Linked DNA regions of Homo sapiens: regions 1, 2, 3 and 4 are each linked to region 5. Evidence: chromatin loops called from intact Hi-C (ENCODE). Cell type or tissue: endothelial cell of umbilical vein. All regions are shown on one strand.

Evidence for each region. Peaks named below come from ENCODE experiments on the same cell type or tissue, not always from the same donor. Only the 100,000 strongest peaks of a DNase experiment are listed, where the experiment ranks them.
Region 1: it touches region 5 in a loop (5-fold over the local background); 7 of 110 quality-filtered maps call a loop at or near these places.
Region 2: a loop joins it to region 5, with 6 times the contacts of the local background. A loop is called at or near these places in 19 of 110 quality-filtered maps.
Region 3: a loop joins it to region 5, with 3.0 times the contacts of the local background. A loop is called at or near these places in 2 of 110 quality-filtered maps.
Region 4: a loop joins it to region 5, with 22 times the contacts of the local background. A loop is called at or near these places in 40 of 110 quality-filtered maps.

Annotation. Positions count from the first base shown.
Region 1 is chr16:72,784,791-72,789,790 of GRCh38, reverse strand. ZFHX3 (zinc finger homeobox 3) reads left to right here. Exons shown (of 10, transcript NM_006885.4): 10 at 943-5,000. The coding sequence ends at 2,627. The region is part of intron 3 of ZFHX3-AS1 (ZFHX3 antisense RNA 1); the gene reads right to left. Among named protein-coding and RNA genes, the nearest start is that of ZFHX3-AS1, 120 kb to the right of the region's middle. RefSeq lists an enhancer at 658-1,273. In endothelial cell of umbilical vein, no CTCF peak of the experiment used is centred here; DNase peaks (open chromatin) are centred at 1,650 and 2,130; H3K4me3 peaks cover 1,062 bases; H3K27ac peaks cover 1,219 bases.
Region 2 is chr16:72,845,257-72,850,256 of GRCh38, reverse strand. The region is part of intron 4 of ZFHX3 (zinc finger homeobox 3); the gene reads left to right. Among named protein-coding and RNA genes, the nearest start is that of ZFHX3-AS1, 180 kb to the right of the region's middle. RefSeq lists a silencer at 2,884-2,943 and an enhancer at 4,346-4,845. In endothelial cell of umbilical vein, a CTCF peak has its summit at 2,908 (motif pointing right); a DNase peak (open chromatin) is centred at 1,366; H3K27ac peaks cover 1,809 bases.
Region 3 is chr16:73,170,201-73,175,200 of GRCh38, reverse strand. It overlaps a transcript of ZFHX3 not described here. Among named protein-coding and RNA genes, the nearest start is that of ZFHX3-AS3, 60 kb to the left of the region's middle. RefSeq lists enhancers at 2,884-3,733, 3,804-4,303, 4,304-4,805. In endothelial cell of umbilical vein, CTCF peaks have their summits at 2,050 and 2,252; DNase peaks (open chromatin) are centred at 2,450 and 4,430; H3K27ac peaks cover 1,999 bases.
Region 4 is chr16:73,876,355-73,881,354 of GRCh38, reverse strand. It overlaps a transcript of ZFHX3 not described here. Among named protein-coding and RNA genes, the nearest start is that of PSMD7-DT, 340 kb to the left of the region's middle. RefSeq lists a silencer at 2,411-2,705. In endothelial cell of umbilical vein, no CTCF peak of the experiment used is centred here; a DNase peak (open chromatin) is centred at 2,534.
Region 5 is chr16:72,500,030-72,505,029 of GRCh38, reverse strand. The region is part of intron 6 of LINC01572 (long intergenic non-protein coding RNA 1572); the gene reads left to right. The region is part of intron 1 of LOC124903718 (a long non-coding RNA gene); the gene reads right to left. Among named protein-coding and RNA genes, the nearest start is that of LINC01572, 160 kb to the left of the region's middle. RefSeq lists an enhancer at 2,668-2,737. In endothelial cell of umbilical vein, a CTCF peak has its summit at 2,750 (motif pointing left); a DNase peak (open chromatin) is centred at 2,719.

The DNA of each region.
Region 1 (5,000 bases), 280 kb before region 5:
TCTCCCGCAGATTCCAGATTCCTATTCCTAGGCGGTTATACTGTTGAGTAGACTTGTTGAAGCAGGTCAGCTGGGCCAAGGCATGGAAGCAATTTTCCCTGAATGGATTGTTCTTATTTCTTCCCAGGCCCTTCCTCCACACTTTCCTATTCATCATCTTCTCTCTACCCTCCGAAAGCATCCAGTCAGCTGCAGCAACAGAGGTCAGAGAGGAGGAACACCTGTAGAGCCTGTTTTGTTTTTGTTCATGTGGCCGTGCTAGCTTTCTTGCCTTCGTTCTCTCTTCTCCTGTTGCCGCTCTCCTCCAGATAACTTCTCTGGGGACCTCGTGGCCATACTATTTTTGTGATGAAGGCCTTTGGTGCAAATGGGCCCCAGCTAGAAACAGCTAGCTTTGGGGCCTCTAGACTAATTGCAGTTGGGCAGAGTGAATGGTAGCTGGGAGTACTTGGCAAAGAAAATGTGAACTAGCGGGTGTGGCACATTGGGCAGGAAGGTGTTGGAAGTTGTTTGGCTGGAAGGGGAAGTATGGGAGCTAGCCAGGACTGAATCTTCATTAGAATACAAGGTTGTCCAGCCCTGAGCCTGGTGGGATACTTCTGGAAGTTGTTTGGCTGAAAGGGGAAGTATGGGAGCTGACCTAGGACTGAGTCCTCATTAGAATACAAGGTTGTCCAGCTCTGAGCCTGGTGGGATACTTCTGGAAGTTGTTTGGCTGAAAGGGGAAGTATGGGAGCTGACCTAGGACTGAGTCCTCATTAGAATACAAGGTTGTCCAGCCCTGAGCCTGGTGGGATACTTCTGTTGGAAATGTTCGTTTTGAGAGGATCCTTCAAGCCTTGACATCTCAAACTGTGTGCCAGTGACACCGGTAAAACGTCTTGAGCTTCAGCCCTACCCCTGCCCAGACTGACCGGTGATTTCTGTCTCCATTCCTTTCAGCTTTAACGTCTCCTAAGCCGAACTTGATGGGTCTGCCCAGCACAACTGTTCCTTCCCCTGGCCTCCCCACTTCTGGATTACCAAATAAACCGTCCTCAGCGTCGCTGAGCTCCCCAACCCCAGCACAAGCCACGATGGCGATGGGCCCTCAGCAACCCCCCCAGCAGCAGCAGCAGCAGCAGCAACCACAGGTGCAGCAGCCTCCCCCGCCGCCAGCAGCCCAGCCGCCACCCACACCACAGCTCCCACTGCAACAGCAGCAGCAACGCAAGGACAAAGACAGTGAGAAAGTAAAGGAGAAGGAAAAGGCACACAAAGGGAAAGGGGAACCCCTGCCTGTCCCCAAGAAGGAGAAAGGAGAGGCCCCCACGGCAACTGCAGCCACGATCTCAGCCCCGCTGCCCACCATGGAGTATGCGGTAGACCCTGCACAGCTGCAGGCCCTGCAGGCCGCGTTGACTTCGGACCCCACAGCATTGCTCACAAGCCAGTTCCTTCCTTACTTTGTACCAGGCTTTTCTCCTTATTATGCTCCCCAGATCCCTGGCGCCCTGCAGAGCGGGTACCTGCAGCCTATGTATGGCATGGAAGGCCTGTTCCCCTACAGCCCTGCACTGTCGCAGGCCCTGATGGGGCTGTCCCCAGGCTCCCTACTGCAGCAGTACCAGCAATACCAGCAGAGTCTGCAGGAGGCAATTCAGCAGCAGCAGCAGCGGCAACTACAGCAGCAGCAGCAGCAAAAAGTGCAGCAGCAGCAGCCCAAAGCAAGCCAAACCCCAGTCCCCCCCGGGGCTCCTTCCCCAGACAAAGACCCTGCCAAAGAATCCCCCAAACCAGAAGAACAGAAAAACACCCCCCGTGAGGTGTCCCCCCTCCTGCCGAAACTCCCTGAAGAGCCAGAAGCAGAAAGCAAAAGTGCGGACTCCCTCTACGACCCCTTCATTGTTCCAAAGGTGCAGTACAAGTTGGTCTGCCGCAAGTGCCAGGCGGGCTTCAGCGACGAGGAGGCAGCGAGGAGCCACCTGAAGTCCCTCTGCTTCTTCGGCCAGTCTGTGGTGAACCTGCAAGAGATGGTGCTTCACGTCCCCACCGGCGGCGGCGGCGGTGGCAGTGGCGGCGGCGGCGGCGGTGGCGGCGGCGGCGGCGGCGGCGGCTCGTACCACTGCCTGGCGTGCGAGAGCGCGCTCTGTGGGGAGGAAGCTCTGAGTCAACATCTCGAGTCGGCCTTGCACAAACACAGAACAATCACGAGAGCAGCAAGAAACGCCAAAGAGCACCCTAGTTTATTACCTCACTCTGCCTGCTTCCCCGATCCTAGCACCGCATCTACCTCGCAGTCTGCCGCTCACTCAAACGACAGCCCCCCTCCCCCGTCGGCCGCCGCCCCCTCCTCCGCTTCCCCCCACGCCTCCAGGAAGTCTTGGCCGCAAGTGGTCTCCCGGGCTTCGGCAGCGAAGCCCCCTTCTTTTCCTCCTCTCTCCTCATCTTCAACGGTTACCTCAAGTTCATGCAGCACCTCAGGGGTTCAGCCCTCGATGCCAACAGACGACTATTCGGAGGAGTCTGACACGGATCTCAGCCAAAAGTCCGACGGACCGGCGAGCCCGGTGGAGGGTCCCAAAGACCCCAGCTGCCCCAAGGACAGTGGTCTGACCAGTGTAGGAACGGACACCTTCAGATTGTAAGCTTTGAAGATGAACAATACAAACAAATGAATTTAAATACAAAAATTAATAACAAACCAATTTCAAAAATAGACTAACTGCAATTCCAAAGCTTCTAACCAAAAAACAAAAAAAAAAAAAAAAAGAAAAAAAAGAAAAAGCGTGGGTTGTTTTCCCATATACCTATCTATGCCGGTGATTTTACATTCTTGTCTTTTTCTTTTCTTTTAATATTAAAAAAAAAAAAAAAGCCCTAACCCTGTTACATTGTGTCCTTTTGAAGGTACTATTGGTCTGGGAAACAGAAGTCCGCAGGGCCTCCCTAATGTCTTTGGAGCTTAAACCCCTTGTATATTTGCCCCTTTTCAATAAACGCCCCACGCTGATAGCACAGAGGAGCCCGGCATGCACTGTATGGGAAAGCAGTCCACCTTGTTACAGTTTTAAATTTCTTGCTATCTTAGCATTCAGATACCAATGGCTTGCTAAAAGAAAAAAAGAAATGTAATGTCTTTTTATTCTCAGGTCAATCGCTCACACTTTGTTTTCAGAATCATTGTTTTATATATTATTGTTTTTTCAGTTTTTTTTTTTTTTTTTGTTCCAGAAAAGATTTTTTGTTTTGTTAACTTAAAAATGGGCAGAAAGTATTCAAGAAAAACAATGTGAACTGCTTTAGCTTTCTGGGGATTTTTAAGGATAGCTTTTCTGCTGAAGCCAATTTCAAGGGGAAAAGTTAAGCACTCCCACTTTCAAAAAAAAAAAAAAATAATAACCCACACACACAAAGAGTGTTGAGGACTTGTAGCTTAAAAAAAATAAGTTTTAAAAACTGACTTTCTGTATTTATGATAGATATGACCATTTTTGGTGTTGAGTAGATTGTTGCATTGGAAATGAACTGAAGCAGTATGGTAGATTTAAAAGGAAAAAAAAAAAAAAACCTTTTGTGTACATTTAGCTTTTTGTATGGTCCAGCTGACAGCTCCTCATTTGATGTTGTCTTGTTCATTCCTAGCAGATGATAGATTGCAATCCGTTGATTCGCCTAAGCTTTTCTCCCCTTGTCCCTTAATTCCACTTTCTCTTTCTTGTCCCTTAATTCCACTTTCTCTTTCCTTCTCCCACCTCCCGTCCTATAATCTCCCACTTAAGGTAGCTGCCTTCATTTCTTAGAGGGAGCTGCAGAATTATTTTATAAAACTAAAGAAAGAATTTCAAGGGATTCTAGGGGTCATTAGGATCCTCACAGATTATTTTTGGTTGGGGAGTTGAAACTTTTTAAAGGCATATAATTCTAGTTACCTGTGTCTGTTAGCTTTGTGCATTTATTTTTTATTTATCCTTCTTTTGGCTTTTTTTTCTTTGTACCCCTTCTTTTCCTCCTTGTTTGGTAGGAGCTTCAAATATTCTTTTTTTTTCTATACTAAAGGATTTGTTTCCATTTGTGTAATTGGCTGTGTACTTTTCTTTTCTAAAAAAAGTTTTTGGTTAGGGATTTGGTTTTTGGTTTTGTGTTTGTTTTTTCTTTCCTCTCTCAGAAAAAAAAATTTCATGCTTTAAATAAAATCCAAAGACACACCCTTTCACTGCTGATGCAGAAAAAAGGGAAAGGGTTCTTGTTACTTGAGAATTTGTTTCTGATTTAAACAAACAAGACTTAGTTTAATAAAAGAAAGAGAAAAACAAAAGATTCCCAGGTTGTTATGTGCTTCTTCTGCAAGCAGAGAGGCAAATGTTAATGACAATTCCATATACCAAAAGACACATTTTTTACTTCAAAGTTTTGTCCTTGTGTTAGGCAGTCTGAGCAGCGAGTGATCCAGAGCGCAGCCAACAAAGCAGCAGATAGCAGTGTACAGAAAGCAAAAAAGGAACTGTATGTGAGGCACTTGTTTCTGTTAATATCCATATTCCTGTTAACACACACCCTTTCTCATGTAAAAAGAAAAATAAATAAATGGTCTGAACTTTGAAAACTTTGTGCTGCTAAAACATAGATTTTGGAGACAAATAAATAGATGCTTTGCTGTTTCACTTTCATAGCTAAACATCAACAGAAACCATCTCCCCTTGCCCCCAAAGTGTGAAATCCTTCTTCCCTTCGTTTTCTTCCTTATGTTTCAAAAGGGAACTTTGAAGACTGTGAATACAGGTTCCATTGGTCACCTTTCGGGCTTCTTTCCCCAGTGCTGAAGCCACTCATCGACTTTGCAAAAGACTGGAGCATTCCAAGATCTGAAAATGGATTTTTTTTCTTTTTTTCTTTTTTAGCCGGGACTATTTTATTTTTATGAATTTGTTTTTAGTTTAATGAAATAGTAGATCCTGAAATGTTGTACATATTTCTAACTAGGCTGATGCACAGTGCAAATTCCTTTTTTAATTGTTTTT
Region 2 (5,000 bases), 350 kb before region 5:
ACACTGGTGGGTGTGACTTTGTAGGTGTGACAGTAGGTGTGACTGTGGCTTGGGGAGGCTGGGGTCAGGAAGGCTTCCCCAGGGTGGGCAGAGGGCTGATGATGGCTGTGGCTTGTGTTTTCAGGCTGGTCCCATCTGGAGTGTTGTCCCTAGTCCAGTCTGGGGCCTGAATCATTTCTATCAGTGCCTAACCTAGAAACATCTGATTTCTCTAATCCTCTTGTTTGCTCTGACAGTCCCCCGACCGTTCCCACCTTTTCTTTCAGCTTATGTCCCCTGACGTAGCTTAGCACTTTTGTCATCACTGGAACACGGAAAGGTGATTTTCAGATGGAAGGGTAGGTGTGAATTTTTTTTTTTTTTTTTTTTTTTTTTTTTTTTTTTTTTTTTTTTTTTGGTAGGTGAACTCCAAGTGGCAGAGAGCCCACCTGGAAGTCAGCTGAGAGCTGGAGCTCTAAGTAAAGGCACTCTTGACAGGGCTCTGTCTCCTACTCTCGAACAACCAGGGAAGTGAATGGCAGCCGTTGGCCAGGAATTGATTGCATTAATTGATATGCCAATAAGAACGCTTGTTACATCCGCCATTGGTTAGGAGGCCAGCTAACAAGTCCGCTGATCAATGGCACCAATAAAGATTTCATCCATTAATGAGGAACGTGGTAATTAATGTTATCCATAAACCTATTAGCCTGGCTAGCTAATGCACTGGTTAGTGCCATGAGTGGCAGTGTGGAAAGTGGGCAGGGCATGGGTTGGGACTTAGGCAGGATCGTGGGCACCATCTTGGCAGGATCGTGGCCTCATCTTCAGGCAGGTTTATTCCAAACGTAAGCACATTTCAACCTCCTGGCAGAGAGAGAAGTCAGGCTGAGCCGGCTGGGCCCCAGGCTGGAGTATGGCTGAGCCCTGCTTTTGTCCCCCTACCTGCTGGGAGGAGACCAAGCCACGTTTTTCTCTTGCAGCTCCTCTGGCTGCAGAGCTTTCCCACGCAAGTCTCTCAGGGGCTGTTAGGGGCGTAAATGGAATGACTGAGTTCCCGGGTCATTCCAGTCCCAGCTGGGCACACTGTCCCCAGGGACACTCTCCGTCAGTGGCTCACACGCACTGCCCTGTGCTCCTGGAGGGCGGGCGTTGGCCTCTTCTGGGAACCATGAGTGAGTGGTAAAGTAATTAACATCCCCCACCCCCGGGCTTCATTAGGAAGAAAAATTTTGCTAGACGAAAGAAAGAAGGAGAAACAGATGATTTGAAGCTGTGCCTTTTTCCTTCCCCCCTGGTTTTTTGAAATGACATCAGTGGGTTGTTTGCCAAGCATAACCTGGCAGCCCGGCGCTCTGCCTGCCTGCCTGAGATTTCTGGGGACCGTGCAGCTCGCCAGCTCCAGCCGTGGCAGCATGCCAAGGTGACGTTCCGTGACTAAGCAGAAACGAGGGAAAGGGAAAGAGGGAGGAAGAAGGTATGTGTGGTTGGGGAGCTGGGGGAGAGAGTGGTCCTGGGTCTGGGCGTGGCATGGGGAGATGAGGAGGCATGTCTGGGGGCATCTGATCAGGAGGGCGGGCAAGAGGGGCAGGCACTGGCAGGCCAGGAGGTGTTCCAGTGGCATAGGGGGTGGGAGGGGGGGCACAGGGTGATGGCCGCAGACCCAGCCTGGGAGGCCGCCGAAGGGGTCTGACTTAGGAGGGAACCAAATGAGCCACAGTGAAGGTGACAGCCCAGAGGGCCTGGAACTGTTGAGGAGGAGGCTTAGGAAGCTTTTATCAGCATCAGGCCTGATACTCCACAGCGGAGTTTCCTTTGCATTGTTAGGTATTGACCCTCAGAGACCCCTTGTGGATTCCCTAATTGAAAATTAATACTAGATCAATGCCATGGGCAATTTGCATATTGATCATAAACAACTTTGAAGGCACCGAGTGTGCGGCAGATCAATAGGGCTCGTGAATAGGCTGCAGAGGGAGCACCTCCCAGTACAATGCGCTCCGAGAAAGGTTAATGATTTAGGAAGTTCCTAACTGCTTAGCGCAGGGAACAGCCCCCACACCACACAGCATCCCCAAGAGCAATTAGTGCCAGGCCTGAGCGCCTGCCCTCCATTCCCCCTCAGCACCCCCATCCCCAGGAGCGGAGGGAGGGCCACTGTGCTGGTGTGAGGCAAGGGGCTGGCGACCTGTGTTTTTACAGTTGCCTTTTTTGGTGATGGATGAAGTCTTGGGGCAGTTTATTCTGGGAAGCTACTGTAAAAGGCAGCAGCTAAGTTCAGGCTCCAATCATTGTCCTGACCCCTTCCCCAAAACACAGTTCTCCTGATGATGTGAATGGAATGAGATGGAGGAGGGGAGGAGCCTGGCTGCACCCAGCCTCCTCCCCCTCGGGCTTCAGATCAATGTGGAACCTACATTAACGTTTGCTTTAAGCCGTGATGGGTTTGGCCCTGGTTTGCTTCCTGTTCCATTCAGCTCTCATCTTTGGGCTTTTATGTCTTCGCCCATCGCTTACTCTCCCCTGCTTTGCGTCTGCTTGTTTTTGCTCTGGCTTTAGGCCTTGCCTTTTGGGGTGTCCCTGTTGGGTCCCCAGCAAGCCTGGAAAGGAATTCACTCCTCTGGGGAGATTCCCTTTACCTGCCACCCCTCCCCTTCTTTATCCTGGCCTCCATCCATCCCCTCTTTTCCCTTGGCTGCGGAAGCTGTGTGTGGATCAGCTGCCCTGGGGGTGCTCCGGGCTCACTTCTTAACATTGCAGCAAAACCTGGAACACTCCGGGGCCTGACCACTGAGTTTCTTGGAGCTCCCAGGGTACCAAGAGATGGCTGGTCCTAGGTTCAGGGCCAGATGCAGCCTGCAGAACTAATGCTGCCTGCCTGCACCTAGCTGCCTTGCTCCAGCCCTGAGACTGCAGGGTGGTGGCACCAGTAGCAGAGAGGTCTGCGTGTCACTAGGGGGAGACACGTCTTAGGTAGTGCTGAGTTGAGCAGACTTTCTTCTACAACAGCCAATTTGAGAAAAATAAAGTCCCCCCTTCATCCTCAATACCAAATTCATTTTGTACTAGGAAGTGCTAGCTTAAAATAGCCCTGCCGAGGTCACATAGTTTTCTATGGCTTTTAAATTTACAAAGTCCACTGAAATACATTTAGGTGCAGGGACAATGCATTTCCATAGAAGGGACATGCAGAACAGTCAGTAACTAATTTCTGCATTTGCACCGCAGTAACTAATTTCTGCATTTGCCATTCTGAGCCTTGAGTCCTTCACCCCAGTCTTGGTGCTGCCCTGTCCTCTTCTCAGGGAGAGGCTTCAGAGCACGATGGTCAGATGGGTCCTTTGGTTTATGGGCGTCCAGACTGTCCAAGTGCTGCAGCACCGCCCATGGCAAAGGATAGCCACTGGTCCGCTTCCCCTCTTTGTGTTTCTTCACCGTGAGGCCAGCTCTACCCCCACCCCTGCCAGCCCCCAGTAAATGGAAAGGTTCAAAGAGATTTTATCTGTATCTGCAGCCACATCCGTATCTGCACTGATATATTGCACATGCATGTTTAGGGAAAGACAGGAGTTTTTCTACTGGAAATCCCTGCCGGGGCCACCAGCTAAAGCCGTGCAGGTTGTCCCCCACACAAACAGTTCTCTGCTAAGGGGGATGCATAAAGACTGCAGTCCATCCCAGACACTACCTTACCCAGCAGAGGGAGTGGTGGGTCTCAGGACCATATGTGCCCAGAGGAAGAGGTGCTGGAGGAGCACCTTGTTCTGACTTTCTCAAAGGTACCTTTCATGCTCACAGTGCCCGTGGCCTGCAGTGGGTAGCAAGGCCTACAGGATGCTGCCCAAGACCTCTCTGAGCTTATCCCCTGCCTTGTCCCTTCTCTCCCTGCTTAGCGCTCAGCGCTCTTCCAGCAGGCCAGCCCTCCTTCTGTGCCCTGGGTCTTTGCACGTGCCATGCCTCTGCCATGTGAGCCTCCTGTGGCTCACACTCTCACTTCTTCCAGGTCTGTGTGCAAATGCCACCCTCTCTGAGCTTCCCATGTTAAGGAACTCCCTGGATTCCTTTTTCTACTTTATCGTTGACCCTTAGCAGCCTCTGACTTAGAATATGCTCACTTACTGAGCTGCTTACTGTGTTTTACTCTCCCCACTCCTTCCTGCCCCTGCCCCATGAGAGCAGGGGCTTTCCTGTTGTGTTCACAGCCGTGTTGTCAATGCCTGGGGTAGGTGCCACATGGATATGTGATGGGTGGGCGGATGGATGGACAGACAGCACAAGCACAAGTGTGTGTTCTCCTGTGAAGGCCACCATGGTTGGTGCCTCTAGAGGTAGCCATTAAGCATATGGTCCTTGGCATCAGCTGTCACCTCCTAGCTATGTGACCTTCACCAGTAATTTAACCTCTCTGAGCCTCATCTGTGAAATGAGAGTCCTAATACTATCTACTTCAGCTGAGTGATGATTGTGTTGCTATTGTTAGATACTTGCTAATGACTTAAGCCAATGGAGGCTTTCCAGGCGCGTGGTATTGGTTTTTGTGATCAGGCTCTTGGTGGTGAAGGGGTCTACACAGGCAGGAGAAAGGGAAAGTCGTCAGTGTTTTGTACTGATTGGTCTGGGTCACAGATGCTTTGCGGTCAGAACATTTGGGATTGGGGCAAAGAAGATGGCAGCCAGAACACAGGCTCCTGGGGCAGGACGGGGGTGCCGTGACACAGAGCGTGGGAGCACGTGGCGTGGGGCAGTGATGTGAGTTGGGGGCGGAGAGCCCACGCAGGCCTGGTTCAGGGCCGGGCGTGGCTGCAGCCCTGCCAGCCCAGCGGGCAGGTGCCGGGATGTCCCTGTGCATGCGATGACTTCATTATGGAGCCTTTCATTGACTTGGCTGCACTGTGCTGATGAACTGAGACTGGGGACAAGAGCACATAATTGAGGGAAATAAATTCCCATCACAGGCCGGGCTGCAGCCAGGAGTGTGCGTCCTCTAGGCGTGTGTGTGGTGGCAGGGGGAGGGGGTTCCA
Region 3 (5,000 bases), 670 kb before region 5:
ACCATGTTGGCCAGGCTGGTCTCGAACTCCTGACCTCAAGTAATCCGCCCGCCTCAGCCTTCCAAAGTGCTGGAATTAGAGGTGTAAGCCACCACACCAGGCCAAGTGGGGTTTTCAGCAGGGAAATGGGCTTAATCTGATTTGGGTATTTGGTTGGTTGGTTGGTTGGTTTTGAGAGGGGGTCTTGCTCTGTCACCCAGGCTGGAGTGCAGTGGCGCTATCTCGGTTCACTGCAGCCTCCACCTCCCAGGTTCAAGCGTTTCTCCTGCCTCCCGAGTAGCTGGGATTGCAAGCATGTGCCGCCATGCCTGGCTAATTTTTTTTTTTTTTTTTTTTTGTATTTTTAGTAGAGACGGGGTTTTGCCATGTTGCCCAGGCTGGTCTTGAACTCCTGACCTCAAGTGATCCACCCACCTCGGCCTCCCAGAATGCTAGGATTATAGGCATAAGCCACTGTGCTCGGCCCTGATTTGGGTTTTTAAAGGATCCCTCTGGGTCGCTCATTGATGAGCGGACTGCAATGGGGCAGGAGAAGAGTGTGGGGACCATTTAGAAGGCATTACAGGTTTCCAGCAAGAGGAGATGTGACTGGGCCAGGAGGGTTACAGTGGAGGAGATGACAGGAAATGGTGGGTTGGAGGCAGGTTTTGGCTGTGTGGAGATTTGAGAGGCAGCCCAAGCAGTGAGGATGCAAAAAGAAAACACGTGAACTCAAACCTAATACCAGCCCCCTTCTACCACTAAAGACAGGGAAGAGAGAGAGTCGCGGAATAGATTCCTTGAAATTGGAAGAGTTTCAGGTATCTGACCAGGATCCTGCCTCGCTGTCAATATAAAACTTAAATGCCCGTTGCCTGCATGTTGCGGTTTGGCAGCCCTTATTCCTCCTTTTGTTGTTGTTGTTGTTGTTGTTGTTGTTGTTGTTGTTGTTGTTTTGTGTGAACACACACACCACCCATTCCTGATCCACTGAGGCCTTAGAAGGCATCAGCAAGTGAGGTTTCCTCCTGTGACCAGGAAGGTCTCCATGCAGAGAAGAGAGATCTGCTACCCAGAAACTGAAGTTAAGGAAAAAAAGGTGGCTCGCCTGGGGGAAACACGTCCAGTGAACCTCAAGCCGGTCATTAACTCTGCCCAAAGCCTTGAGGACGCTCACACACTTGGGAATTTTGGGAGCCCGGAAACTAACTGCAAAGTTTATTTTCAGAACAAGGCACAGAGAAGGAAGCAAAAGATAAACAGGGACCGAATGTTTTAATTATTTTACATGGTTCCACCCCAACACCATTCCCTAAATCTTAAAGGAATGAAGGTCCGAAGGGGTTTATGGGAGAGCATTTTATTCCTTCCCCTTTCTGCCATACAGGCTTGCAACTGCCCTGCGCCCCCACTTCTATAGCGTTCCCTTCATGGGAATGGCAGGGTATATCCGTGGCTATCTTGTGACTTTGGCCAAACCTGGGTGTCGGAGCCTGGTGAGTTTCCTGGGCGGTTGTGGTCGTTTCAGAACAGTAGCCACATGGGATGCTCTCCAGGGACCGCCTCTGAGTTGCATGGATACAGTTCTTCATCTGGGTTTTATAGGGAACAGGGGTCCTGACCTTGGAGTGCAAGAGAGCAGAGCATTGTTAGTAAACTGTCCGGGGAAGACTTTAAGAAAAAAGAATGAGGTGGAGGAAAGGGAAACTGGGAAGGGCCAAAGGAATCCAGATCCTTCATCACGTTCAGGCACAAGCAGACTCCCTGGGTGTGGCCTTCGGACTCGCAAAATCGACTCCAGATATCTTGGGGAGAGCGAGAAGAGAGGACAAATATGCCGGGGCGGGAGGGGCGGGGGGAAAATACCTGCTAATGCAATTAACTGCAAGTGGAAACGACAAGCCGTCGCCCACGGAAGATCTCAGAAAACACAGCTCGAAAAAGTACAAAAGTCCTTCAGTGTGAGGTAATGAGGCGCATCTAATTATATTTAAGAAAGAAACAGCAAGAACTGCTTTAAAAGCCTCCCCTCAGTCTTCCCCTCTCAAACCAGTATGGATCCAAAACCCAGAGACATCGTTGCTTCAGAGAAAGTGAGGAATTGAAGAGTGCATCACAGGAAACAAGGTTATTTTCCCAGAACTGAGAAAAACTATCACATAAGCCCTTCCCTGACTGTTCTCTTTTCCCCTCCCAAAAAAAAAAAAAAAAAACAAAAAAAAAAACAAAAAAACAGTCCCATCAGGAAACAGCAGGGGGAGAAAGAAAGAAAGAAAAAAAAAAAAAAAAACCACAGGCAGCCCCACCATGAGAAATCAAGGCAGTCGAAATGACATTTGACACCGCCAGGCCACAGCTGAAGAACAAGGGAAAAGTTTTAGGGCGACTGTCAATGACCCATGGTCCTTCACTCCTAACCTTGCTCCTAGCATATGTTTCTCATTTCCTTGCTTATAGCTGGTCCAAGCTAATGATATGTGTTTTGGCCGGGATCCCGTGCTTGGCATACAGCCGGTCTTGTTCTCATTGTCCGGGCTACTTACAGAAACCTCTTTCTCTGTCTCTTTCTCTCTCTCAAAAAACCGGCTTTAAAGAACAGTAAATATGCAAAACAGCCCCCACGCTCTATAGAGCTACCATCTTGAACACGGCCTACGCCATCCTCACACACCCCATCAATAAAGGCCTGAAGAGACTGCCCACAGGAGAGGGGTAAGTTCAACACAAAAGCAGTGGAAATTCAAACAAATTGGCCCATTAGAGTCTCACACGGCTATAAATACAGCTCGGCTGGGGCTATTTTGAGGGACGGTGGCATGGGAAAGTTCGGCCTGGAATCTTGAGTCTGTCAAAGGAGACGGATCTCTCCCAAGACATGGGAAGAACACGAAGCGCCTGGCGGGCAGGAGGAAGGAGGGCGTCGGAGCTGGTCAGTTTCAGGGCCAGATTACACGTGGATGGCAGAGACAAGGCCGGGCCTCGCCCCTGCACCCCGGGGCTGCCGGACTTGCTGTTGGAGGCTTGGGCTCGGGTGTCACTCAGAGTGTCCATAACCTCTCAAAAGGCCGAACATGCTCTTTTCCTCCTCAGGGATCAATGGACCATTTCACTCTTCCTGAAGGACCCGGCAGGCGGGTGGAGGAGGGGTGGGAAATGGAGTGGCTGGCGAGTCTGGGCAGGACCCGGTCTGCAGTCAGCATCTCTGGCGGACCCAAAAGGGAATTTTTTCCCATTTTTTTATTGATACATAATCATTGTGCATATTGATGGGGTAGGTGTGATATTTTGATATAATGTGTAATGATCAAATTAGGGTATTTAGGGTAGCCATCATCTCAAGCATTTAGTATTTCTTTGTGTTGGGAACAGTTGAGGAGGGCATTTTTGCCCATTCAACCCCAAAGGTTGACACCGGGTACGTGTATGTTACAAAATCAGGGGCACAGTAGCATGGATTTGAGGAAATGGGTCCCATAAACAAGAGTTAGTAAAATATGTAGGCAGAGAATATATATGCAGATGTCGAGAACTGCTTAACATTCCCCCTCAGGGTGTGTCAACAGATGGCAATTAACTGCTAACAGTTAGGAATCAGTAAACACAGAATACACAGACGCTTATGCATCGTGTACCTGCCTGCGCTGCAGGAACACAGATTCCCCTTTGCGGCTGTGAAATTGCAAGGAACGTCTGGGTTCACTCTGCCCGCCCCCCACCCCGCCCCCCCCGCCATTTTCTGTTCAGAAGGCACACCCAGGACAACTGTGGATTTACACATTCACTGTAGACCAAGCACTATCCAAGGCACAAGAGTCACACAGACAGAGCTCCTTCTGCCTGAGGCTTTCAGCCCAGTGGATGCATTTGATCGGTGCCTGACCCTACAGTTTCCTTGAAGATACCTCGGCATTTCCCCGGAACAGCCCAGTTTGTATCTATTATCCCAGAGTAATTATTAATAGCACTTCTTTTCACTCTCAAAAGCGTCCCAGTTTGGATGATAAATTATATGGCTACTCTATCTAGAATCCCTTTTTAAAAAGGGCTTTTTTGGGGGGATGAAATCTAATACACAGAGAAAAAAAGTGCAAAAATACAGCATCCTCTATTTGAGAGGCTCTTTGGAACTTGCTGAAGTCAAGAGAGGGTTCCCAAATGATGGAGAAAATGGCTTTAGCAGATTAAATTTTAATTAGTTCATAACAGGTTCCACCGCATTCTGGACTTGAATCCCTGCCGCACGCTGTCGCCGGTTCTGTAGTCCCAGACATTGTCGGCTCTGGATTTTCCACGGTGCGTCGGAAAACTCAAACTGACTGCCCTCTTCCACAAGCCTGGGGACAGCTGGGGCACATGAGGGCACTTGTCCCCATACAGCCTGGAGGGGAAGAGCCAATTCAGGTTTCCATGACAACACCCTTTCCTGAAAATCTCTGACTGACACTTCCTGGGGAGACAGGAAGTACAGACAGGAAGATCCCGAGGTCATTCTTTTCCTTTGTCCAGCTTTTCCCACCTCCCAGACTCTCTGATGATTTGACCTTTCCTAGCTCAGCATATCTTCTGCCAGCCCCATCAGCAAAGCTGTCCTGGGGGCAAAAAGCAAGCAACTGTTTCTGTCCGCTTCTTCCCAGCTGGCCAGTGAACACCCAAACTATTTCAACAATAACCTGCATCAGAGTAACTAGTGAGGGCTGGGCACGGTGGCTCACTCCTGTAATCCCAGCACTTTGAGAGGCCGAGGCAGGCGGATCACCTGAGGTCAGGAGTTCGAGACCAGCCTAGCCTACATGTTGAAACCCTGTCTCTACCAAAATAAACAAATTAGCTGGGTCTGGTGACATGTGACTGTAGTCCCAGCTACTCAGGAGGCTGAGGCATGAGAATCGTTTGAACCCGGGAGGTGGAGGTTGCAGTGAGCCGAGATCGTGGCACTGCACTCCAACGTGGGTGACAAAGTGGAGCTATGTCTCAAAAAAAAAAAAAAAAAAAAAAAAACTAGTGAAAGGAAGATGCTTCAA
Region 4 (5,000 bases), 1.4 Mb before region 5:
ACTTAGTTTAGGTAAACCTGATGCAGAAACATAAGAGAATTCTCCTGCATGTCGTGACAGACCGAATTCTTTCCAGTGGGGCTTGTCTGCTCCGCACTGCAGCCCCATCCATTATGTGAAAATGGTTCCTTGTTTCTCTGAGATATCAGCGGACCGCACAAGCTGAGTTTCTTTAAAAATACAGAGACAGTTCATCTATAGACTTATTCTGAATGAGTGAGTATGTGTGGTCCAGCTCATTTAAAGAAAGAAACACTCCACAAAAGCCACCAGTCTTATAGAAGGTGCTACCAGGGACTGCATATTTGAAGAGCGGATGTAGTACTTTGTATTCAGTTCCTTCCCAATGCCACATACCCTTTGCCTGTGACATGGAAAAGTAAGATTTCAGAATATTAGAAAATGTCAAGTGTTAAAAATGTGTTCATACTCTTCTCGCCTATATCATCAAAGGGTTGGTAAATAAGGGGTGCAGAGACATGTCGTTTACATTTTTCAAGGTATTTTGGAAAGATTACTATCCGACTGAAAACTTTTCACCAAGCAAACTTTGATATTCTTGGTAGATGTTAAAAAGCAACAGAAATAAATAGACCAGGCACATCTAATACAGTAGATCAGTTACTGCAAAATTATTTTGTGTTCTGTTGGAGACATTTAAATGGAGACTGCACACACCTTCTGGGATGAGACTTGAGAGATTTTACTCTTAGATAGAAGCATTTCAGGTTAATACAGAGCTACACTGCTCTAAGCCTGAACTTCACTACAATTTTAACTTCACTAGCCCTCTTGAATATAAGGCCTGTGTCTCCCCAGACTCTAACTTCTTTTCTTACTTTTATCCCAATCTCATCTTTTCTTACAGAGTGATAATTTTTAAAAGCTCCACATTGAAGTTGCAAATTACGTCAAATCCTGAAATTAAAATGTTGTACTTTCCTGTTCAGATTTCCTGTTATAGGGAAAAAAAGAGTTCTCATTTAAAGATGACCTATTTTTCAGTTTATTATTTGCCTTTGAATAGTGAAGCCCCTTAATTTAAACACTTTGAATAAAATAGCTCCGCAGCCCTCTCTCCCATCCCCCATCTAAACCTCTCTGCCTGCCGGAAGATTTCATTTTGATGGCAAAATTTTTCCCTTGCTTTTTGGGGCAAATCTGACAGCGACCTTCCATGAGCCAACCTCTTCCTTTTGTTTCCTCCGGAGAACTTTCAAGGGAGGCCTTTGGAAAGGTCAGGAATGCTCATCAGCCCTGAAGTAATGGAACGTGTAGAATGGAGATTGTTACTCTCCCATTCACGCCGATTCCACCATGTTCTTAGTTCCTTTAAAAATGTTGTTTCACACACCACCATGAATCAAAGCCAGATAGAGACTGGTGAGAACTAATGTATATAAAATTGAAATTAGGATCCTATAACAGTTGTTATCAGTAGGGTGTAATTTTGCCCCCCTCCTTCCCCAGGGGACATCTAACAATGTCTGGAGACCTTGTTGATTGCTTTAACTGTGTGTGTGTGTGTGGGTGCGCCAGTGGCAAGTAGTGGGTAGAAGCCAGGGACACTGCTCACCATCCTACAGTAATTATCTGGCCCCAAATGTCAACACTGTGGAGGCTGAGAATCCCCGCTGTTTACTTACACTTATACCTATACATGGAAAATATTGGCAGCAGCTTTTAGGCAGGAACTTACTCTCTTTTTGCTAGTACTAGTGAAAACAAATTCTTATTTAATTACAGTGATAGTCCCTTCTTGCTTCTTAACTATTGCCTGCCTTAACTGGAATTGCTTCATCTAGAGAGTGGAAAATGGTGACCCTACCTCCTTCCCATTTCTCATTTTAAAAATCACAGGGCGAACCAACCAGAATGAAAGGGAAGCGTGCAAATGAGCAAAGGACATGCCGGTGGAAATGTGGGAATGGCTTACAAAACCTCGGTGAATTCTTATTCTTAAAAGGGACCTTAGATTCTCCATCCCATACCGCATAAGAACATATAAAAAGAGACTTTGTGCTTATGAAGCCGGGGGCTTGATCTGTGTCTGCTTTTTTTTTTTTTTTTCTCCACCTGCTCCTGACCACGATGGTAGTCTTTCCTATTGTGATTTTAGGTATTAAAAAAGAAAAAAAAAACCTTTTGCAGAGCAAATGCTAACACAAACTGCTTGCGAAAAATCACAAGCTAGAGATTGCAGAAAAGGACCCCAAGGTCGCTCGCTGCTGGTGATTATTTTTCTGGGTGTTGTTAACTTGGTCCTCAAGAGAAGTTGGAAGAAGCTAAAAAAGAGAGGCTTTCGCTGGAAATTAAGAAGCAAAATGCTGGGAGGAGATCTCAGAGGAAGAACATAATGATCTATAATAGGAACTGATGTTTCCACAACTATATATATATATATATATATATATCTTATCTTTTTTGAACAGTGAAGGATGTAGGACTGGATGTCTTTCCAGTTACATCTATCAGCCTTTTAAACTAGCTCTGCTGTTTCAAGTGACGTTGAACTTCACTTTTCCAGTAGATGGCATTGTAGTCTGTCCAGTGGAGAAGAGCTTCCTTGAACCAATAAGACTTAATTTTTTTTTCTTCTGAGCAGCTTCCTTGATAATGTCCCCCCTCCCTCTTGCATTAAATACTAGCTTGAGGTTATAAATAACAATCTTGTTTTCGCTAGTTACCTGTAACTCTCAAAAGATTTGACTTAAGAAAAAGAAAAAAAAAGAAACAGTAGATAATTTAATATCCCTATATCAAATGAAAAAAATATAGACTAGATCTGGGAGTATGGCATATGGATAAAATATGCAACTGTTTCAAAATGAGAGCTGATTCTGGTCTTCCTAAGTCTACTTTTCCTATTAATCCATTATGCTTATACCATTTTAGTGTCGTTGTGAAGAGAAGGCTTAAAAAAGTTTTACTCTGTGTCAAAGATTTTTCAGATACAATAGGTTCTTCTTGGCTGAACCCCTAACAAACTTTGCATCTTCTTTATTAACTGTTTTCAAACTCTCTTTATAAAAAGTAATCACCTCTCGGTTTCATGTATATTACCTGTGGGATGAACAATTGCATAATTTTTGGTGAATTATAAATATGATTTTCATGATATTCTGTTTCCTTCATTTAAAACCATTAAACCTAAAAATAATAGCACCAATCGATTGAACCAGCAAGAGTTGTCATTGCTTGATGTTAGAAAAAGGTGCCAATATGTATTTTATTATTATTACTATTATTTTGCTTAGTATTAAATGAGGGTCCCTCACTTTAAGTAGTCAGAATATTACACTGGGTTTCAACCAAAAAGAGAAATGATGGTATGGAGAAGATATATATATGTATATATATTTCTAAAAATCTCATGATGAAGCTTTCTCTGTTAAATATCTTTTTTAAATAAAGAGATTGGATATGTTAACCATTAGAATCAAAATGGATTTTCTTTTTTGGGGGGAGTTGAACTTTGAAGATGAAATCACCATGTTTGTGTATGTCTTTGTGTGTGTTTTAATAGAATCTGAGTTGTCCCTGAAGAATCCTTTTTATCTGTGAGGCTTCCATGTTCTCTTTTTAAAAATATTTTGCTAAAACTTTAATTTTTTTCCTCCGAACAAAATCCTCTTTCCACTGAATATAATCTATATTTCCCTGATAGTCATTTGGTAATAATATTTGACTTCCATTTATCAATACTGTTTCTTTCTATTATTTTTAATCACAAGATTATGAGCTGTGTATTTAGTTATTATTTAAGCTAAATGGTGTCTTTGGCTGTTAGCTCAAAAAGATAATGTCCCAATATCAGGATTAAGTTTTCATCTGTATCAACTGGCTTAAAAATACCCAACTTGATTCCTTTTGAATTAACTGAGTCTTATTTTATTATATTTTTTCAATATCACCAATCACCATAGTAACCACTAGCTGTCAGTTCAGCTTCTGACATTTTTCTCATTTGGTAAGATTTCAGAATTGCCATCCTCCCTGCCAACATGTCATGAACAAGAAAAAAAAATTGCATGAAGAATCTAATGGGTGTCTGGTCTGATTGTCCTCATTTGTGGCAGGAAAGACAAAAACTGATGAATTGTGAAATGTATTCAGAGGGTTCAAGGAAGCAAGTGCCTGGGACCCCCCCCCGACCTAACCCCCCGAACCCAACCATCTCGTTTCTTTTTGTTATGCTTGATGCACCATACATGCTTATTGTGACACTTGGGTTTGTAGAAATTTAAGATTAACAATTTTTACATTCACCCTGCTGATCTCTCTCCCTTACCTTGTTGTTGTTGTTTTTTTTTTTTGAAAGTCATCATTAAAAATAAAGTTACCAGGGCTCGTATTTAGCATGATTTCTCACTCGTATCATAGATTTTTTAGTAAGTCCAAATTGGCTTCACAATATTTAAGATGTGCTTGCAAATGTACAACTCTGCGTGGGAGCCAGATGTGGACCGTGAACCCACACGGTGGGTTTTGTGTCTGTGTGTGAAGGTGGTGGAGAAAGGACATTAGACCCATTTGAAAAAAGAAACAAAGCTCATTCTAGACCTCTTCTAGGGGGTTGTTTTACATGGTTAAGAAAAGTAAGAGAAATGCAGTCTTTTCTAGTTCTTTCCAGCATTCTGGTTTAACAAATGAGTAGGGAAAAAAGCCTATGCTAATGAATTCCTACCCCACATATCCAACTGGGGAGTTGATTAAAGGAACTATTTCTATACTCAAGTATTTTCTCCCTTTTGGTTTCCAGACTTATTTTAGCAAAAAGCAAAAAAAGAAAAGTGATAATGTACTTTAGCTAATGTAAACATACAAATTATTGAATATATGTTACTGATAGGATACACACATATACCCCATATGTGGATCTTATCACTGACACTTAGGCATGACATTTAATATGCATGTGGTCTGAATACAAGTAAATGTATTAAATATATTAGCCTGTGTCTGCATGCATACAGATGGTCATCGTGTTAACATACTCT
Region 5 (5,000 bases):
GCTTTTCTATTTTAATTGTTGTGACGTTTGCATTATATTCTCTTCTTCCTTTTGGCAAATTTGTGCAATTTTAATGATGCTTTGGTATAGAAAAATAAGAAACCCGAGACAGGAACAGACTGGATGATTTTAACGTTGTCAGAGCTTCAGCTATTGTATACGATACTGTAAGATTTCAGCTTTCAGAGTATGTTTGAGGAATATTCCCTGAACTAGGGGGATCTTTCTTGATAAATTATTAATTTTACTATTGTTAAAGTTTTGGAGGTGGTGATGAGAGACTTCTTTTCCCTATCTTTTCATTTTTATTCCTTTTTTTTTTTTTTTTTTTTTTTTTGAGACAGAGTCTCGCTCTGTTGCCCAGGGTGGAGTGCAGTGGCGTGACCTTGGCTCACCGCAACCTCTGCCTCCCGGGTTTAAGCAATTCTCCTGCCTCAGTCTCCCGAGTAGCTGGGACCACAGGCACGTGCCACCACGCCTGGCTAATTTTTGTATTTTTAGTAGAGATGGGGTTTCACCTTGTTGGTCAGGCTGGTCTTGAACTCCTGACCCCGTGATCCGCCCGCCTCCGCCTCCCAAAGTGCTGGAATTACAGACGTGAGCCACCGCGCCTGGCCCTCATTTTTATTACTTTTATAAGCTGACTTACATAGAGGTATACTTATGAGTATGTGGCTTTGGGGACTTTTAAAAATAGGATTAGTTATTATAATCTTACATTCTAAAGGGAAGAATCATTTTTTTGATGTTAACAGTTCACACTCTCCATATATTATCATATGTGATGACACTCGAAAAAGAGACGTCCTAATTACAGAAGGGTAAGAGAAAGGGAGAGAGTTGGCATTAATGAATTGAGTGGTGTCTGGAAGTTTTTAGCAGGTTTCCTATATTAGGCATCTATAGATGAAGAATTAAACTTAAGTCTCATGCCCTGGCAGCATTTATTAACTAACTGAAATCTGCAAGTATTTCTTTTATGGAGAATGATAGGCAACCTATACTGGACAATTGAACTTAAAGAATAATGATTGGGTAATTATAGTGTTGAAAAGGATTTGAAGTTATAAGAAATCGGGAATTAATATAATAAGTATCAGAATCAAGAGACTAATAAGAAGGATGTATATATGCCAAAGCTCAACTAGACTGGTTATTAGAGTTTTAGGTGCTAGTTTGGAGTGGAGTATTGGAGGGACATGATTTTTGTTAGATTTTTAGTGATGAAATAAGTAGGGGAGAATAGAGTAGTTCTAAATGGGCTGGAACTATCTGTTGAAATGAATCTCCTCTGTGCCTTTCTTCTAATTGTAGGAGATGGTTTATTGGAAATCTCAAGTTTGAGCTACTCAGACTCTGTATCCCATCCCTCTAGGGCCAGCTCAGCCCTTCATTCTGTCAAAGCAGATAAAACAGAACAGCTTGCAATTTGCTATAAAGGGGTCCTTGGGATGAAGCATTTTAATGTCCATAAAGAGTAGACAAGACCTTCATTTTTAAAGACTCCCATGGAACATTTCAAACGGCATGAATTTGTCTTGGTGCCCTTTGCCAAAACTAATAGATTTAGGCTGTGGAGTTGTCGGAAAGCTGAGCATTCAGGCCTACTTATCATCCAATAACATTTTACTATATTTTTCTTATTTTAGCCCACATGCCCTAAAACTGACAACATATTGAGTAAATAATACTTACATAAGAAACACTACTAATCTTTAGGCCTATGTCAGTTAAACATAGAAGGAATGCAGAATTACAATAATATTATTTAAAAATAAAAAATCAGGTACAAAGATCTAATTGATTTAACTTGACTTTTTTTTTTTTTTTTTTTAGTTTGTTTACTTGTTTTTAATTTTGCCTCTGTTTATCATTCTGAGGGTGAGCTGCGTTTCTGGTTCAGATAGCTATTCCAATCAAGAGCCCTGAAGAAGAAATGGCACAGAGGGACTGAAGTGTAGTAAAATACAAAGTATGTTATTTTGAATTCTTCTCATGCTCTGAGAACAGGAATATCTTAAGCTTTGATAGAATGGTGCAATTTTATATTTTCCATTTGACTACTTTAAAAGGTTCATTGTCTTTTAATTAAACTACAGGGGGGAAGAGCAGAGATTAAAAGATATAGTACTATAAAGGGGATGGCTTTTAGCTACATGAGTGAAGACACCACAATAAAGCAAGATGGAGTGCAGCAACAAGTTTTGTGCCTTGAAGCCTCCTCTTGTCTGACTGTGGCGGTAATTTGGAGTTAATTTGTGCAGCTTCTCAATAAAAGACTTTGTGTTTTCTATTCTTTGATTCTTCATAGCATCTCTTCCCAGCTGTTCTTTTATCTTTCCTTTTATGTGGCCCAGTGCAGCTTATCCAACTAGATGTGATAAGGAGGCAAACCATTTTAGGTAAGAAGCTTGGACCAGGCTCAGTACATGAATATTTTCTATTTATCACCTGCTTTTTATTTTCTACAAAATGACTACCTCAAGTAACACCTTCCATGAATCTCCTACTTTCTACTCTCACTGACAAGTAGAGGCCCACTTTTCTCCTGTAGTAATTTTGTAGTTTTAGCATGGGGTGAATGTTTGTGATTCTGTATTTGGCACTATATTACAACTAGTAGTTGTCTTATATTCCTTTGTCTGCATGAAGATTTTTTTTTTCTTTGTGTCTGTTTTTCTCCCCTTGCTTTCTACTCCCCCACATGTCCCCAAGTCCTTCAAGCCAATGAGGCTGTGGTGACACCTTCTGGGCAGTGCTGGGAGTGAATTACAGTCATAAGTTCCATGGTGGTGTTAACATACCAAAGATTGGGTGTACAATACTAAATTTGATTTGCTTCATTAGAAGAATTGATATTTCATTCTACATGTGCTCAGAGTGTCTAGAACTTGTGAAATATCAATGTTATTTCTTAGTAATAAGCAGTGATTTGTAGTTAGTTACATAAAAAGCCAATGGGCCTGTATGCTTAATCAACGTAGGAGTATGGTGCTTGGTTGGGCCTGAAAATAAGTTAACAGAGCAAATATTAATGTTTTCATGTTATTAGATTATCAACACTGTACTTCTGCTTTTTTTTCATGACACAGCAGTATTAGGTTATATGCCAGTGTTTTGTAGCAGTGGGAAAAATGTCCCATAAACAATCTCTGTAGAAGCAATGTCATCCACCTCATCCATCCACTGTCGGAGAGTACAGGATGAAGGTTTCTCCAGGGCTGTTCTTATCTATTCATGTCTCGTGTTAGCTTTAACAGATGTGTAAGGAGTCTTCTATGTGGCCTTTGTTGGAAACTTGCCTTTTTCTGAACAAACTTCATTCCCTCCACCTCTACTTCAAAGCGGATGTAACTCTTTCTTGTATTAAAAGATTTTAAATGATAACTTCTTCACACAGATAGCATGAAACAGTAAATATGCATTTACTATTACCAATTTACTTATTTTTTGTTGACCTCTGCTCGGACCCTAATTATGATAAAAGCTGTAGTTTCTAATGAAATCACTAGATAGTTTTAGCAAAGTTGCCATTACTATATCTCCAAGAAATTGGCTAATATTAAAATACTTATAAAATACCAAACTTTATAAGTTTGGTATTAAATAATTTTAGGGCTCTCAAGAATCTTTTCTCCAAATGTAGAGGCACCAAGCAACAAAGGCGTGACTGGCTGTCAACGTGGCTATAAAACTTCCCAGCTCTATAACATCACCTTAGGGCAATGTCAAATGGAAAAGCACAAGACATTCAACTTAAGGGTGAGGATGACCAATACAGTTGGATATGCAGACTTTAAAATGGCACCACATTCCTTATCTTTGCCTTTTGCATCATCCTTTGGTCAAATATTGCGTAGCCAATGTGTAATACATACATTTATGTTTGGTACAGAACCCAATATTTCTACTATTACTATATAATAAAATAAAAGCAAGAGCACATTGCTTTGTAATTTTGATTTGCAAACAGATGGTAGATAGCTGGAAAATAGACTAGAGCTATAAAAAATTGGGGAAAATGCTTTCATGAAATTAAAAGAAAACTGACTTAAAATACTAAGGGTGTGAATGGGTAACAAAATATCATGTAGTAAATGTGAAGATGATGGTTTTATTTGAAGTGGGGGGAGGGAGGAAAAAAGCTAGAAGGAGGCAAAAACACAATTTGGCCTAAAATTGAATTTCTCTGATAAGGCATTTCAGAAGCGGCTTGTCTTATTCACTCAGCAGCAAAATAATCATATGCGCTTTAATAATCTTTATTTTACAGGAGTGCGTTGCCAGGGTAACGGAATGTAAGCAGGGGAACAGCACCTTGCAGATCACAAAGGCAAATCTCTGGAAAGAAATTTCACTGAGTTTCTCTTTTCCTTACCAGTGTAATAACAACTCGTATTTTCCCTGCACTATTTAATAGTCTCACATAAACATTCTTTCCCATTTCCCTTTTCTGTATCTGTTTAAACATGGACAATAGCATAAATCTGAAACTGTCAAGCTCAGTGAGCTAAGCAAAAAAGCAGATGTTATACCTTTAGCATTTTTATATAATTACTTTTTATTGCTATTTTACCCCATCTCCATTCCTCCTGACCTCATTGTTATTTCCTTCTCTCTGTAAACCAATCTGATGATAGTATTCCAAGTAAAGGGGGTTTGAAGTAGGAGTTGGTATTTGGCTATATTAATCAAAAATTATTAGCTAAGCTTGCCTGTATGGAGATTCTAAAGAGGCAAAGATTGCAACTGAAACATCTGTTTTTGGAAGAGGGTAAATTGAATTATGTAAAATGGAGTGACAAGCATTCAGGCCAAAAGCTGCAAAAATAATTATTTCTTTATACTTGTGCACATACACAAATAAGTATACACACACAAGACAGGAGTGAAGAAGGAAAAGAAGCAAATTTAGGTTATTTTAGCTTTCCGCTGGGCACTGGAACCTCAGTTAGTTCTGGGAAATTGTCTGATTTGAAATTAACAAAATGAAAGTTGCC